Regions from separate parts of the Homo sapiens genome. Here region 2 is linked to region 1. Evidence: chromatin loops called from intact Hi-C (ENCODE). Cell type or tissue: prostate gland. All regions are shown on one strand. Each heading gives the region's core, and the rest is flanking DNA. Links, peaks and the distances in the headings are about the cores only. Region 1 overlaps NRP2 (neuropilin 2). Region 2 has its middle 200 kb from the start of INO80D-AS1.

Region 1 (8,723 bases), core at 2,379-4,878:
AAATGGGGCCCCTGGACCTTAGGAATGGTCTGAGTCATAAACCCCACATTCCCAGCTGAAACGGGAGACATTGATGTTCCTTTTAGCATCCACTAGCGTAGGACAGTCATTCTGAATCCTTCCCTCTGACAACCACCTTCCACAGGTGCACCCAGCTGGGATTTCCGTGAGTCTCTAACAGGTAGGGCACCAGATCGTCTCTCTGCCCGTGCTCTGCTCAGAAACCACAGCCTCTAACACGAACAAAAACTCTTGCCTCCAAGGTGAGCTGCTAAAAATAACCACCTGGTCAACAAACCCCAGAACTCTGATTATGGGCTTCATATATTTTTACTGGCTTCTTTATTGTTCTTGTTTCCTTTATTGAAAAAAGAAAGTATTGGGTAAGAGGAAATAATCCATCACCTTAATTACACCACTTTTCGGTTCTTTTTCCCCCCTTTATACACACGGTTTTTCATTTGTTAAAGCTCAAATCCTAGAAAAAGATACATGACGGCACCATGTTTATAGCCACTGCTTTAAAAAAGAAAAGAAAAGAATGCACACCCAGGCTACATTGTTTAAAATGTGACTCATAACAACCACAAAAAAGGGTCTTTTTAAAAAATCACATGACAACACAGTTTATTCATTCTTTCTTCTCTTTCTCCCTTCTCAACACAGATCTCTTTTTCTTCCAGGCTTTTCTTCATTACTGACTCACATCCTGGCACACAATGTGTCTGTGTGTGTGTGTGTGTGTGTGTGTGTGTGTGTGTATGTATGTATATACACACACACAGCAGAAAACACAGGATGATTTAAATTTAAAATAATATTGCATGGCAAGAAATCAGTAAGAGGCGGAAAATGAAAGATACTTCCAAATATAAAAGATTGCGACCATCTAATAACTCCAGGTCCAAAGGCCACTTTTATTGTATTTCACTAAAGATTTACCTGTACAGTGATTGCTCCCAAAGAATGAGATTACCTTTGTTGCATGATTAATTTATAAGGGAAAAGAAAAACACTCTAATTTGAAAAATGTATAACAATGTAAATGCCTATGGTTGGCAGTGTTTCAACATCAACTTTCCATACCTTGCCTGCCCCCTGATTTCTCTGTTTCCATTTTTTGAGTGAAAAGGCTGATTTTATGCCCGGATCAAGAGAGGACTCCTGCTGTCCTGACCATAAGAGGAATAGTATATGAGTCACTAGGTTAGATGGAACACACAGTCCTCTCCTCTCTCAAACAGAAAAGTTTGCTCAAGGCAGAGTTGCATGCTGTGGTCAAACAGGTCTCAGCCAGAAAGAAGAGACCCATGGCACTAGGTTCATCTGGTTACCAACTCAGATCTCCATGTAAAACGTGCCAAGGTGAATGAAATTCTCCATTCCCAATTCAGATTCTGCTCTTTACTGTGTCCATTGGCCAAGTCTCTGCTCCCCAAGCCTTGGTTTCTTCTTCCCAAAGATGCTTGCCATCCTCCAGGACGAAAGCCATGGCCTAATCCATGCAACTTGTGCACTGCCTTTGCTTAGCCTCAAAGCGGCCCACCAGGAGCACCCTGGAAATTCTTACCTTCAAGTTACTAAGCCCTGTGTTTATTTTGGCTAAATGAGCACTGCTGCTCAGATGAGATTTTATGTATATATTTTTTACAAGAGAGCATGACTGGCCTGTGAAGCCTCATGGTAAGCACAGTTTCAAGGAGAGTGTACGTGCCCTGGTCTGCTTATTCTCTTACGGAAGTGAAGCACTTAGCACTTAGCCACTGTACTTGTCAGTCATGGCCCGACACGGTGTGCACACAGAACAGTGTCTGCAGCAGCTGCTGGCACGTCTTTACCCAGCCTTTCTGGGAGCTGTGAGTCTCCACAACCCAAAGAGAGTCAGGCGAAACAACATCCACAGCTTTCACTTCACCAACATAAGCATTACCTTGGGTCCTGAAGGTTAGAACTCGAATTCGACTGTAATCCAAAGTCGTTCAGTTTGGCTCTCAGCTTTCCTCCAATACTTTGGATTTACATTAACATAAACCTCACCCCCAGAGAGCACCAGTGTATGCACATGAATACTCTTAATACTTTTAGAACTGTGGTACAGGGAGTGGGCATGGGGTTCAGGGACACGAGGAAGGGTAAGAAAGGCAATATATTCTATGTCGGTCTGTCATTCCCCTGTCGTCTGCAGCTTTGTTCCTCACTGGCTGTCTTAGAGCTGATGAGTGGCAAATTGGGTGAGATGATTTGGAGTCAGGGAGCATATCTAGGTGGCAAACCAGGAATTCATCTCTTTCTAGCCCAGAGCTGGACAGATTAATGAGAGTGAAGATAACGAGTCTAGACGGCAGATATAAAAATGGCTGCCCTTATCTCTGCAATGCTGCCACTTGTAGGGGTAAGCCCAGCCAGTACAAAGAGGGCACAGCAATCCTCACAATTGCTGGCATCAAACAGGTCATGAAGAACCCCCATCATTTGGTGAGGGTGTTTTTGTGTGTGCTTTTACACTCAGGCCAACTGCAGTGACGCATTTAGAGTGGCTCCTAAATGTTTGGCATTAGAAACCGGTGTGGGAACTTCAGCAGTGTCCGCTAATAGGTTTGCAAAGAGGGCAAAATGTAAAATCTGCTGCATTGTAACAGCACAAACAACATTGCCATCACCCAAGGCTGGAGGCCTTTTTTTTTTTTTATAACCTGGATGAGGCAAGCATCCCCAATTCTTCTCACTTTGCTCTGCTCTCTCTGCTTTCTCGGGGGAGAACACGTCCTTTCTGATTTTCAGTCCTGCATTTAAAGTGCTCTAGCTCCAGTCATCGAATGCACCTCCTTATTCCCTTGACTGGACACCGGGTCCTAAATGTGGCAACTCTTTCTCCTGAGGCCACCACTTCTGTGTCTCTTTCCTAACTTCCTTCTCTTACAAGCAGCCTGCCACCGTACCTCACTGAGGTATGGTGACTGCAGGTACTGACTGCAGGCTGTACACAGAAGCCCCTCGGCTCTGTGGTTAACTGAAACCGCTGCCTTGGTACCCTGGAACTGGAAAGAAACCATCTTCAGGCTAAAATAAATCATTGCCACCTCATTTCACTTTTAATTTATACTGATTTTTTTTTTTTTTTGGTTCAGTCTTCCCACAGTCTCTCCTTTCTCACCACCCCTGCATTTTCAGCCTCATTGCTCCCCGTTGGACAATGCAAGGCTGAAAGGTTTATCTGTAACCTATTTGTCTCTATTAATAGGTTTCTAAACTTTAATTAAACAAGAGACAGTGAGGCTCTCAATCCCCTTCCCGCATCTACAGGTGTTGCTAGTGCCATCTAGCGGCAGGAAGGTGTGGCGTCTCTTTTCTCTTGCGAGATTTGACAAATTTGGAGGTTGATTCCCCCCATCAAATTCACATCACATGGGGGAAGGAAAAAGCATGCAAAAAAAAAATTTTTTTTTACCTTTAAAATTCTCACCTGCAAAAGCCGAGATGGGTTCTGAAAAAAACAAACAAAAAATTGGACTTAGTTAAAGGCAAGAAACAATTGGGTGAACATAGAGTGAATAATTGGATGAATATGATGATAAACATGACTGCACTCGGTTTTTTTGTACCACTCCATGGAGAGGGCCCCCCATCTTCCACATGTTCTAGGCTGGCTCTAACACATCATCATCATGGGGTGGTGATGGCGGAGGAGGGGGGATTCTCAAAGTTGCTTTGGAACAAAAAGTCCTTCATCAAGAAATGGGTCCCTAAAGTATTGTAATCAGTTACTTACTGCTGATTACTTTCTCAGAGCCTGGATTACTTTTAGATGCCTGGGGCCTGAGAGTTGCCCGGAGGGACTGGGGTGGTCCCAGGTGCTTCTGACATCATCAAGCACACACACACCAGGGGTCGTGTGCCAAGAAAGGCAGTTGGTGAGTTACTGCAGCCACTCTGCTGACTGAAAGCAACCCTCATGCCTTCTCAGGGTTCCTTTCTTGGTTTGGGAAATGTCCATGGCTCTGATGGGACACAGCCAGGGTGACCTCATCTGCAGCAGGAGACCCTGAAGAAAATGCGTGCCTCTCAGGTGGACTGGCTGTTCAGGTGCTTTTGACCAAGATGATGGTTATGATATCCTTCTCGTGCCAGTCACCTGGCCTGCAATGTTTAATCCTACAACAACTTTGGGATCTTGGGCATTAGAGGTATTCGTTTTAAAGAAAAATCTGAAATCTTACTTCAAATGCCACAGTTTGCTCTGCAATTCATTCATGTAAAATAACTACTCAGGTAATTGTGTTATCACTCTTACATAACATATGTACTATTTTTGCTCACCAGTGAAGGCTTCCATTAAATCCATCAAACCTTTCCAGCATATAATTTTGACTGGCAGTTGCTCTCGTCCTCTAGCATTTTCTTTGCTAAAAGCTGGGGTTTGCTGAGGGGGTCTTGGCACCCTGAACCTCTATGTACTTAGTGCATGTCTATTTCTGATTGGGAACAGGGATATAAGCCGTCCCCTTACCTCACACCCCTTCCCACCCTGAACCCAGCCTAAGACACAACTACACCCACACCTTACCTTGCAGAGACTGTGGCTGCCCCACCCACTGGGTAACGACTGCATTGGAAAATGGTGTCCTGCCTCCTCTTGCTTATCCCAGCCCTTGGGGTCTTATTTGAAAGAACCATGAAGAGACAGATATTCACATACCCATGCAGTTCTCCAGTGGGACATCAGTGCTTATCCGAATGTCATCAATGGCAATCTCTCCGGAACGTCCTTTCCCTATCACTCCCTCGAACACAATCTAGAAGCCGGAAGAATAAGAGCCATGGTTAACTGAGTCTCCTAGTCCAAACGGTGCAAGGATTTCCAAGTTTCTGTTAGCTGCAGCTTAAAGCGTGTGTGTGTATGTGTGTGTGTGTGTGTGTTATTGCACCTGGTACACATCTGTTGACCACATGGCTACAGCTCTTGAAATCTTAATTCAAAATGAGTTTGTTCAAATCAAACGCATATTTAAGGGGATAAGAAAATATAACAAGGGGGTGGATATTGTTGTCCAGTAACTAGAATGTATTGATTAAAAGGGCCATAATCAGAGACTATTGAAAGGGGGGTTGAAACTTCCCTCACTATTTTCGAGGTTCCTGTCTCATAAATCTTTCAAATGCCCAATCCAGGTATTTGAAAACTCAGAAGACACAAGTAGGTGGGGGTAATGTGAGAAATACAGCACATAGGTTTTGATTTGTGCTCCTTATTATAAGTTGCCTTAGGGCTTCATTATTACAACTAGGAGGAAAAGAATTTGTTTTTTCACCAGCCATTTACTGAGCACCTACTATGCCCTGGACATAAGGATAGTAACAAAACCTAGTAAGACAAGATCTCTGCCCAGAGAAGCTCACCCATCTAATGGCTGAGACACAAATGCAAACAGGTAGTTACAATACAACACACTCAGGTGAGTAAGTGGGAACCCAGATGGGGGTGGGGAAGGTCTCAGGATGCCTTGCAACCTCAAGGGACAGGGACTGCAGGCTGTACACAGAAGCCCCTCGGCTCTGTGGTCTTCAGTCATTTCTCATGCTCGCCCTCCCCAGGTTCCTCTCTGCAAACTAGCACATGTCCTCTGGCAAGCTGGGTGAGCAGTTGGCTGCTGCACCAGCCATCTGTTGCTGCTCCTCGTCTGGGGAGGAGAAGGTTAATGCTTTGGCTGGTTCTCAGTCACCTCTTCCACAGTGTGTCTACTCCTACCCAAGTTGCAACCACGGCTGAACATACCCATCTGTGCCTCAGTCTCCTGCTCTGTGGGGCAGAGATAACAGAACTCCATTCCGGGAGCTGGTGAGAGAGAGAGAGCACTCACTCTGGAGCCTCTCATGTCTGCCGGCCACTGAGCGCCAACAGCCCCCGCTCCCCTTCCTGTGTTCTTGCTGCCTGGGACAGGTCTGGGAGATTATCCTATTTCCTCCCCAGATCTGAAGGGGCTCCACAGGCCTCTTTCCTTGTGTGTGGAGGGTTTGTTTGTGTTTATTTCTCTGGCTTCTGTGTCCCTTTGTCAGCCTACCTGATAGCAATCTAAAATAAAATGGAGAGGAGAAACATTTGTTGGAGAAGATTTCAGCAATATAAAAGGCAACAGGAGGAACAAAGAACCAAGTCTGGGTGTAGAGATAGGCATATTCTGAATAACAAATAAGAGTGTCATTCAGTTGCCATGGCAACGTGAGAAACACAATGAAAACAGTAGCGCTTAACCACGTTCCCTAACGATGAATGGGCTCGGCCCTTGAAATATTGAAATACGGATCACAAGATTCCCTTTTTGCTCACCCCACCTGGTACTCCATGTCGTAGCTGGGCAGGATGATCCGCCCGTGCTTCCACTCGCCGCCCTGGTCCTCACGGATGACCCACAGCAACTTGCTCTCCTGGCTGGCTTCCCGCACCACCTGCAGCGCCACCCCGCGGCCGCCCGTGGCCTGGTACTGGAACTCCATGCACACCGGGCTTCGGGGCAGGTGGACAGGGGGGCTGATGAGCCGGGCATACTGGCCCTCTCTCTGGCTGTCACTCTGCAGCCGCAAGAAATTCCTGTCATCTGGCAGAAACAAACCCAAACAGAGGTTCTCCATAAACACTCGGGAAAGACACCAGTGTGCTGCTGTGGCCTCTCCAAGGGAAAGTTGGGACTGAGTTTCGGTGTCTTTGGTTTATTCATGTCCTTGTTCTCCAGGCTCTGTGACCCTTTCTTAAGGCTCCTTCAGAGCCTTGATTCAAATGCTGTGTTTTCTTAAGAGTCTCTAAGTCAAATCGGTCCCTCCTGCCTATTTCTCGGTATCATTTCCTTTCCATCTCTTTCACATGGAGCACCCGGCACAGCTGCCTTATGTCTTGGCTGGTTGTGTGCGTGCCCTTCTTCTCCCTCTAGATTCTGAGAGGCCAGACCCACATCTTATTCATCATTAACTCACCCAAAGGGCCAGTGCAATCTGATGAACTGAATTACAAGGGGACAGATTATAGGGGGTGGGGGGCTGCTAGATTGGAGGGTGACTATGACCAGGTGGTTGATGCTTCCAGCCCTGGCCATCTTGGCTGGGCACTGTCCAAATGGCTGACATTTAAAACCTTCTGTCTCCATCAGTGCTCCTAGATGATGCTTGGGCTCTAGTGACTGTGACTCAGAAGCCCAGTGTCACCTTCAAACAGAACAGAGGGTGGGAGCTGAAAGGGATGATTCAGGGAGGCTTGAACTTGGCCTTTCTGAGACAGCCAGGCACATATGGCTCCAGTGATAAAGGTGCTGTCATTATCATTAACAAAGGCTGTGTGTTTAGCAGAGAATATATGTGTTCTGGGAAATTAAGGGTTTACCAATCCAAATGTTTGGAGAATGGCCTTTTTGGCTGATTAGTTTCAAATTCATCAGACACTCATGTGGAAGACCGAGTTCTTGTTGCTGTTGGCAGACTACGTGCCTTGCAGAACACAGGTGTGACCTGCACCTTCAAATCCAACTTGTACAGGACCATTCTGGCCACTTGTACAGAGAACAAGGTGGCATTTGGTGAGGAAATCTCAGTACCTCTTTTTGGCCCTGAAACATAGGGGCGTCTTAGGCTGAATACTTCTGCAAGATGGCAGGGCCACTTTTCTACCACATATGCAGCATGGAATGTGGGCACGTCAGATGCCTTAGGATCATGTTAGTGTGAGGTCATGTTAACCTGGGACAGATGCACAGAGCTTTCTTACTCCACAGGGACTGTGAATATCCTGGACTTGTCAGGGTAGATGGGCTAGGATTCTAGAGCCTAGAATCAATGCAATACTCCCTGGACCACTGCTTTGCTGTTGTTAATCCTGCTGACCTCAACTTTCTAGGTGAGAGCTGAGCCTGTGCTGGACCTCCCATCAGTGGCCCAGAAACAGCTCTTTCCTTCTTGACTCCCCAGCTGCCTCACCTACCTCCCTGCTCCCCTAAGCTCCTTCCTGTTTAGGCTCTCTGGGATTAGTGCTTCAGAAGCTATGCTTCCCTGAAGTCAAATGAGACCAGTTTAGTATGCGTATATGGGATTCCAGTTTGTGCCTCTTCAACCATCCAAAGCCACATCTGTCTACATACCCTACAAGGTGTGACCTCTGCAAGGCCAAAATCAGCACAGATAACTAAAAGGCAGCTGTCTACAGAAGAGAATTAATAATGGTGTCTGCTGAGGGAGGATACACTGATGCCAAATCAGACCCTCAAAGATCTTCTAAACCTATGCTTCCCCTATCAGATCTTACTATTACTGCTGTTAATGATAATAATTAAAGCTCATTCTTGCATAATGCTTTACAGGTTACAAGCACATTTACATGCAATATTTCATGTCATCCTTTCTATATCCTTGTGAGATAGGACTTACTAACCTTACTTTGCACATGATGAAGAAACTGCTCAGAAAGGTTAAAGTGATTTGTCCAAGGTAGAGAGGCAACTTCAATGGCAGAGCCGAGACCCCTGACTGCAGGTTTTCCACCTTCATGCAATAAGTTCTTTATTTCAGCTGCTCTGCAGGTAGCTTGCCCCAAGTCCTTGCAATCAATCACACTCTGTTTGAGGCAAACTGGCTTCCCCACTGGGCCCGTTGCTGCTTTTTCTCCTCTTAGCTGTAATTCTCCACTCCCTGAACCACTCCATCTACCCCGTCCCTTTGGCTAGTTCTTCTCCTAACTATTCTGG
Region 2 (8,723 bases), core at 3,856-6,355, 120 kb before region 1:
CTCTATCATCTGAAGCCGCTTCAGAGGCTCCTCAGGGCAGATGCAAATGGGACAACTTAAGTTTGACCTTAAAACCCATATTTAAATATTGAATTCCGTCTTGGAGATGCCACCTTCCACCAATGTGAAAAATTACTGATGTTGCTCCGGCAGGGGGGTAATCAGTGTTTTAGAACTGCATTTTCTTTATTTAATTTTTTTAAAAAATTTTAGTTTCAGAGGGTACATGTGCAGGTTTGTGACACGGGTATGTTGCGTGATGCTGAGGTTTGGGCTTCTAATGATCCCACTGCCCAAGTCGCAAACATAGTACCCGATAGGTAGTTTTTCAACCCCTGTCCTCCGACCTCCCTCCACGCTTTTGGAATCCCCAGTGTCTATCATTGCCATCTTTATGTCCCTGAGTTCCTGATGTTTAACTCCCACTTATAAGTGAGAATATATGGTATTTGTTTTCCTGTGTCTACGTTAATTCACCTAGAATAATGGCCTTCAGCTGCATCCATGTTGCTGCAAAGGACATGATTTCATTCCTTTTTATGGCCATGTGGTATTCCATGGTGTAAATATATCACATTTTCTTTATCCAGTCCACGTTGATGGGTATCTAGGCTGATTCCTTGTCTGTTGTTGTGACTAGTGCTGCAATGGACATACAAGTGCAAGTGTCTTTTTTGTAGAACAATTTATTTTCCTTTGGGTATATACCCAGTAACGAGATTGCTGGGTCAAATGGTAGTTCTATTTTTAGTTCTTTGAGAAATAATCAAACTGCTTTCCACAGGGGCTGAACAAATTTGCATTCCCACCAACAGTGTCTAAGGTATAAGCGTAGAACTACATTTTCAACTTATCTCCTCTAACAGGAGTCTCCCAATATTTTTTTTAACTGTGAGGGCTTCCTCATCATAGTTCTACCTGAAGTATTTGCTCATAGAAAAAATGGATAAAGGGCAGACATGGTGGCTCACACCTGTAATCCCAGCACTTTGAGAGGCCAAGATGGGAGGACTGCTTGAGGCCAGGAGTTCAAGACCAGCCTGGTCAACATAGTGAGACCCTGTCTCATATTAAAAAAATGTATAAAGTGGTAGATTGCATTATTGTTCATGATTATTTTCTTTCTTCCTTTCTCTCGCTCCTTCCTTCCCTCCTTCCCTTCCTTCCCTTCCTTCCCTTCTTTCCTTCCTTCCTTCCTTCCTTCCTTCCTTGAGACAGGGTCTCACTTTATTGCCCAGGCTGGAGTGCAGTGGCATGATCGTAGCTCACTATAGCCTTGATTTCCCTGGCTCAAGCAATCCTCCCACCCCAGCCTCCTTAGTAGCTGGGATTATAAGTGCACACCACCACACCCAGCTAATTAATTTTTTTTTTTGTAAGTACAGGGTCTCACTCTGTTCCCCAGGTTGGTCTTGAACTCCTGGGCTCAAGTGATCTGCCCACCTTGGCCTCCCAAAGTGCTGGGATTACATGTGTGAACCACACACCCAGTCATGATGATTTGCTTTCAAAATAAATACATCCCTGCCCTTCCTGTGCCTCCAGTAGCTGAAGTGGCCATCCACCCCCACTTATCAGTCATGACAGGACATGTGATTAGATGCGACTGTGTGGCTTAGCTAGGTTTCATGCAGCATGTCACAGTCAGAGGCTGCTCCTTCAGCCTGGGTACCTGAATGAGAAGACACGTGGAGCAGAGCAGAGCCTGCTTCAACCTGCAGCCAGGATGGAATCAGGTGAGTAATAAATGCTGGGTGCTGGAAGCCACTGGAATTGTGTGGTTGCCTGTTACTGCAGTAACCAAGCAACAACAGGAAGCAGCAATACAATGAATTGTATCTTAATCATCATAACAACATCTATAGATGTTCGAAAAATGCTGGTACATAGCAGTTGGATTGATGCATGAAGGGGTGATTGGGCAAGACATACCTTTTTTTCTTTTCTTTTTTTTTAAGTTTGTGGGCCATACTTAATGTCCAATCTGAATTAGCAGCTTCCTTGACATAACTTGGCAGTATCAAGGGTTTCTTGCCCTGTAGTTTGAGAATCTCTATCCTAGAACAATTATTCTCCTGCAAATTTGTGGCAATTCAAAAAGAGAATGAATTTTGAGATAGGGAGTGTGGGTTTGGGTCCTGGCTTCTCACATCTTTCGTGTGTGAATTTGGGCATGATCTTTAGCCCATGATCTCTCAGCCCATGTGCCCATTAAAAATGGCTATGACTCTTGCACACAGGGCTGGTTAGGGCCTTAAATGACATGAGCCATGGGGATCTTCCTTCTAATGGTTGTACATGTTATTCTTAGAGTAGCTAACCCAAGGATGGAAGAGTCTTTGAAACCACCATTTCTCCCACACCCCGTCTCCCTTCTCACTGAACCCCCAAACCATCAGTGGAATGCCCCCACTCAGTTTTGAGTTTCATGGGTGGCACTGAGAAAGCACCAAGTCCCTATTAAAGGGGCGGAGGCACTGGCAGCTCTGGCTGGGGCAGGGCAGGACCTTTCATTTCAGATGAAAGTTGATTCAGACTCTGATATCCCAAGAAAATGCCTAACCTTGAATTACCTTCCTTGGAAGTCCCACCAGGTTGACTAGTGGTGGCTTTCTCTTTTCCTGCACCCCCGCCGCCAGTGTGTCTCTAATGGTTCCCCATTCCTTGGACTTGGGTATCTCAGTCCTGGATGCAATGGAACTTATGATAACTGAGTTAATTAGGACCAAGGGGAGCACCATGCCAGGCTGCTTCAGTCACAGCCTCTGCACCTTCCCCAGGTTGGGAGGAAGCATATCCTACCACCTTGGCACCTGCCAGCAAACCTGTGCCCAGGGGAGAAGCTGGAGTGAGGGTTCAGGGTCCCCATTGTGACGTTAGCCCTCTGAGGTCACAAGGTGGATCCCAGAGGGCTCAGACTGGGGAAGAAAGTTATGCCATGTAGAAGTAAATTTAATGAGGTCAGAAGGGTGAGGGGTGTGTGTGTTTGTTTGGGGGTGGAGTATCTTTAAAATGGCAAGAGGGAGGCTGACGCTGCATCAGCTTTGGCCACGCTGCATTTTGAGAGCCTCTGGCGTTCTGAGGCTTCTTCCCTCCTTCCTCCCCACAACTCCCTCCCAGGCCCTGCATGCCTTCCTGCAGCCCTGTTTTTCCCACGTTCGGCCCTGTACAGCCTGATCTGTGGAATGGGGGTGGAACCGTGCGGAGGCTGAGCAAGCGCTGACCACCTGCCAGCACCGTGCTGAGCTCCCAATGTACACGGATTGAACCAGAAATGGCCGGGGATCACCCACTTCACACCCACAAAACCACCAACTTCATATGGTGCAGCCTGACTACCACATTTAATTTCTCAGCAATCTTGAGAGGTATAAGGATTACATCTCCACTTTTCAGATGAGGAGAATAAGTCATCACTCCAAATCAAACATTAGTGAACAACAGAGTGAGAATTTAAGTTCTGAGCCCGGACTCCAAGCCCTATTCAAAACTATTACATGACACCGATAAATCCTTTTATACTAACCTGTAAACAATCAATAACAGCTTCACATGGTACCTCCTGTGTGGGACAAGGCTGGTTCTTTAGGGCATCGCTCAAATGCTGGCATTGGAAGATCCTGGATGCGAGGAGTCCTTTGTTCCTTCAGCTGAACCTCCCAAGATGTTTCTGATTCGCTTCGAGAGAGTCTGCCTGGCTCACCTGCCTAAGACATGGGTAGGAATGGCAGGCAGGTGGGCTAGGCCACAATTCTGCTTCTTGAAAAAAATGGACTGTTCTTCTGATTTAAGAAGTAAACCCTATTCAGTGTAGAAAATGAAAACAAATATAAAATATGTAAATAAAAATGACCAACCATCCTTAGCTAGAGGTAAGGATTGTCACAATGTTTCAGGATTGTACTTTTCACTTATCTTGTGCCTCTCTCTCTCTGTCCTCCTCTCTAAGTGCATAAATACATTTTGGAAGGTGGATCTAGTGTACATATAATTTTCCTTATTTATTAAATCTCCATTTTATTCTAAAGGATTCAGCATGGATTACAAAGGCACATAAAAAATGATAGAACAAACTAAAAGTGGGGTTAAGAAAGACAAATCTACACCATAATGCCATGTTCAGATTTGTATTTTTAACATTTAACATGACATTGAGCATATGTGCCCATTTGCCATTAAATAGACTGTTGCATTATTTTTTAAATGTATTAGTATTATTATTTTTAATAGAAGGAAAGCATATGACCGCAGAGCAGTGCACAGGTTGGAAGTGAATGGCTGGATGCGGTATCTTGTGGGTTTTTTTTTTTTTTTTTTTTTTTGAGACAGGGTCTCACTCTGTCCCCAGGCTGGAGAGCTGTGGCGTAATCTCGGCTCACAGCAGCCCCTACCTCCTGGGCTCGAGCGATCCTCCCACCTCAGCCTTCCAAGTCGCTGGGACTACAGGTGTGCGCCACCACACCCGGCTATATATATACATTTTATATATATATATATATATATATATATATATATATATATATATATATATATATGTATTATTTGTAGAGATGGGATTTCTCCATGGTACCTAGCCTGCCACATCATTCTTAATGTCTCCACGGCATTCCACTGATGGGAGCAGCGCTGTGTATCTGATCAGGCCCCTCCTATTTGCTGTTAGGCCGCTTCCAAAATGGCAGATTTACAAATAAAGCTGCAAACGACACCTTTGTAAAGAAATCTTTGTGCACCCCTCCATTTCCTGAATGGGCGTTTCTAGAAGTATTTCCAGCAACACCAGAGCCATGGAGGAATCCTATGTGTGAATCCCCCACTGCCCTGGGAGAGCACAGCATTTTCTGGTGCATCCAGAGGTTGCCCAGCCCCTCTCTACGTCAGTATGGACCCTTCGCATCCTAGGCCAATCACGTCGCCTTCCAGACTGTCCCCACGTATGTCCCCATGGCTCTGCCAGCTCCCTGCCCTTACGCCTCTCAGGGATGCACGGTTGGGCTACTACAGGAGCTACTGCCTGTTGGGATGAGCACCCCCGAAGTTGGGCATTGGAAAGAGAAATAGAGTCAGATACTTGCCGGAGGTGAATGATGTGGGTGAGGGAAATCGCTGCACTTGGCTTATTTCTGTTTGATCCTTACCAAGTTTTCTGCAAAGAAACTGCCTGGGATGCTGCTTATGCGGCTTTCTCATTTGCTGAAAAACAATGTGTGTCCGGAGTAGTGAAAAGGCAACGGACCCAAACTGCCTCTAGCACCAAGAACCCGGCAGTCCACACGAGGGCGCTGTTCTCCCGCCATGAAGGACTAGGCGGGCTCCTGCTTTCTGGGCGGAAAAGGGCGCCAGGAGGCAGAGCGGGAAAACCGGCAGAGGGTGTGGGAGGGAGGAGGAGACGTTTGCCTTCCCCGTCATTCTCCTTCCTTGCAGAGCCTCTCCTTTCCCTCAGGGACTCCCTCACCACCTCTTCCTTACAGCCCCCTCACTGCTTTTCCTTGCGTATCTTTCGGATGCCACAGTCAGCTCTGGGCCCATCCATGGCTCCATCTCCTATCCTAGGGTTGTCCCGCGGCGCCCTCTTTTCCAATGGATTTTCCCTCTCTTATCCTGCACTGGCTATAATTTTTTTTAAAGTGACATATATTTACTTGTGTATTTAACAAAGTTTTTGGTGCACTTAAAAAATGTTAAAGCAGAAAAATTAATCCTTTTGTATTTATTAATTTTTTTCTGGAAAATAGAAACCCACAAAAACAAGATTATTTAAGATTTTTTCCCCCTTGCATAAGGCACCTGGTTGCCTGTTATTTATATACGTATTTTTTGTGGATCAGTGGACCCGAAGAGAAAAATGATCAGAACTGTAACAAATATAACCTAATTGTCATCAGGTTCTTGGTCTTTGATTCCTTTATATTCAGGGCTGTAAACAAGTCTGCATCCGGAAGTGGAAATAAGGCAGCTAAAGAATTCATGAATAATAGTCACAATGTATTGAGCTTTCAATAATAGTGACAGTGTATTGACCCATGTCCTCCACTACCAGTGAGGGAGCTGAGGTCAGAGAGTGTGAAGAGCGAGGCCAAGGTGACCCAGATGAGGAGGGTAGCTAGGATTTGATGCCCGCTCTTAGTGGCTTCAAACCTTGGGCCATTTCAGTAGCAACCCATGAGACCATTCAAGTGGACCTGGGCAGTGAGTCCGGCTTTAGGGTCACTTCTGCGGAACAGTAAGGTCCAAGAGGTTCCTCATCCAGCTGAATGCGGGGCTTCAGTACCTTTCTGAGACCAAGGGACAGGGGGAACCCAGACTCAGGGAGCTGAGCAAGCTGACCCCACGCCTCTACTGGAGCTAAGGGAGAGCAGCGCCATGCACAGCGCTCTTTGGTTTAATTGTAAGGCACCATTCTCGCCCACACATGACCAATGGCTGGGTACTCATTTTTCTTTAGTGATAAGGAAGAGCAAAATCAACCCACATGATCTAGAGCAGTGGTCCTCAACCTTTTTGGCACCAGGGACTGGTTTTGCAGAAGACAGTTTTCCATGGGCCCACCAGGGTGTGGGGATGGTTACGGGACTATTCAAGCCCATTACATTTATTTTGCACTTTATTTCTATTATTATTACATTGTAATATATAATGAAATAATTATATAACTCACCATAATGTAGAATCAGTGGGAGCCCTGAGTTTTCCTGCAACTAGACAATCCCATCTGGGGGTGATGGGAGACAGTGACAGATCACTAAGCATTAGATTCTCATAAGGAACATGCAACCTAGATTCCTTGGGTACACAGTTCCCAATAGGGTTCATGCTCCTATGAGAATCTAATGCTGCCGCTGATCTCACAGGAGGCGGAGCTGAGGCAGTAATGGGAGCCACGGGGAGCAGCTGTAAAAACAGATGAAGCTTTGCTCATTCACCTGCTGCTTACCTCCTGCTGTGCAGCCTGGTTCCTAACAGGCCATGGACCAGTAGTGGTCCATGTACTGGTCCATGGCCTGGGGCTTGGGGACCCCTGACCTACAGAGTTGTGTTAGGGTTAGGGGCCAGGCATGGTGGCTTGTGCTGTAATCCTAGCACTTTGGGAGGCTGAGGCGAGTGAATTGCTTGAGCCCAGGAGTTCAAGACTAGCCTGGGCAACATGGCAAAACCTCATCTCTACAAAAAATACAAAAATTAGCTGGGCATGGTGGCGCACACCTGTAGTCCCAGCTACTTAGGAGGCTGAAGTGGTAGGATTGCTTGAGCCCGGGAGGTTGAGGCTGCAGTGAGCTGTGATTGTGCCAATGCAGTCTAGCCTGGATGGCAGAGCCAGACTCTGTCTCGGGGGGTGGGGGGGTAAAAAAAAAAAAAAGGAGTTAGGAGGCTGAAGCTATGAACCCCTAAATAAAGAGCCCATTCCCAAGGTACAGCCCAGCAAAGTATTATTAGTCATTTTTACCACAGTGTGCAAATAGAGATATGTCCTTTCCCATCTCTGGTCCAGAATTTTGAATTTTAAACTTTATCTCATTGAAATGAAGGTCCCTATATTCAGTGAAAAGTATTTCAGGCCACCTCGGGGGTCAAGGGAGATCTTTGCAGGGCACTTGAAATGATGCCATGAGATAGCTGTGGCGGTCACCTCACCCTTCTCTTAAAAAAATAGTAACCTAGTCACAGTGGTAATTCATATCTGTTTTAGAAAAATTGGAAAATATAGAAAAGCACAAAGAGGAAATCAATTATAACCCTTCTCAGCTTAACACCTTTAATTTATTTCTCCAAAACAAAGAGTACAGCAAAAAGCATTAAGCTAAAGGCTATTAACATAACAAAAAGGCCTCCGGTCTCTTCTCTGTAGAACTTTGAAGATCGTGCCGGCCTCAGGGCTTGGAGCCGAATCCCACTTTCATGGCACTCAAGCCTGCCCCTTGAAACAAGTCACTTATGCCCCTCCTGTGACATTTTTGGAGGTTACAAAGATTATTCCCTTACTGGCAAACGCTAGGTGGGAAGAGAGAAGTGGATGCACAAATATAGAAATGTATTTGTTTCTACCACTACATTCCACAGTTTTTTTGGATATATTCCATTTGTTTCCAAAAATAGTGTTTTCTTGCTTTGCTGTACTTGTCAAAGAACAAATCACATTTGGAAAAAAAAAAATCTGTTTTTATAGGCATTTTCAGGAGTAGTCGCATAAATATTCCCTGAAATTGATCTTCACAAGGAGAAGACCTTACTCCATGAACAACCTAGAAACCATGGAGCAGAGAAGCAAGCAGGGGGTGTGATCTCCATCCTGTGTGGTGCCTGGGCTGGGCCGACCCTCAGGAATCGGGTTGGTCATAGGTGCTGAGGGAGGACTTCTTCTTCTCTTCGTTATTCCCACTGCTTGGGATGGCTGCTTATAATATTTTAGTGTCTCTATGGCATTTTTCTTATTGAATGTTAGAAATTTCCCTGTGTTCTGAAACCAGCGTCTTAAATTTTAAAATACGTTGTAAAAATTTTCTTGAGTCCTTCACTCCTTACAATGTCATTGTCAGTGGCTTCCGAGTACTTCTTTTTTTTTTTTTTTTTTTTTTTTTTTGAGACAGAGTCTTGCTCTGTCGCTGAGGCTGGAGTGCAGTGGTGGGATCTCGGCTCACTGCAACCTCTTCCTCCTGGGTTCAAGCGATTCTCCTGCGTCAGCCTCCCAAGTAGCTGGGATTACAGGCGAGTGCCACCACACGCGG

The links. A loop is a pair of places that touch in the nucleus more often than their neighbours do. Peaks named below come from ENCODE experiments on the same cell type or tissue, not always from the same donor. Only the 100,000 strongest peaks of a DNase experiment are listed, where the experiment ranks them.
Region 2: a loop joins it to region 1, with 4 times the contacts of the local background. A loop is called at or near these places in 91 of 110 quality-filtered maps.

Annotation. Positions count from the first base shown.
Region 1 is chr2:205,761,544-205,770,266 of GRCh38, reverse strand. NRP2 (neuropilin 2) reads right to left here. Exons shown (of 17, transcript NM_003872.3): 13 at 6,331-6,593; 14 at 4,697-4,793; 15 at 3,464-3,484. Among named protein-coding and RNA genes, the nearest start is that of NRP2, 83 kb to the right of the region's middle. In prostate gland, for the core only: a CTCF peak has its summit at 3,320 (motif pointing left); a DNase peak (open chromatin) is centred at 3,316; H3K27ac peaks cover 700 bases.
Region 2 is chr2:205,882,350-205,891,072 of GRCh38, reverse strand. No RefSeq gene overlaps it. Among named protein-coding and RNA genes, the nearest start is that of INO80D-AS1, 200 kb to the left of the region's middle. RefSeq lists enhancers at 2,678-3,178, 3,179-3,679. In prostate gland, for the core only: a CTCF peak has its summit at 5,278 (motif pointing right); a DNase peak (open chromatin) is centred at 5,292.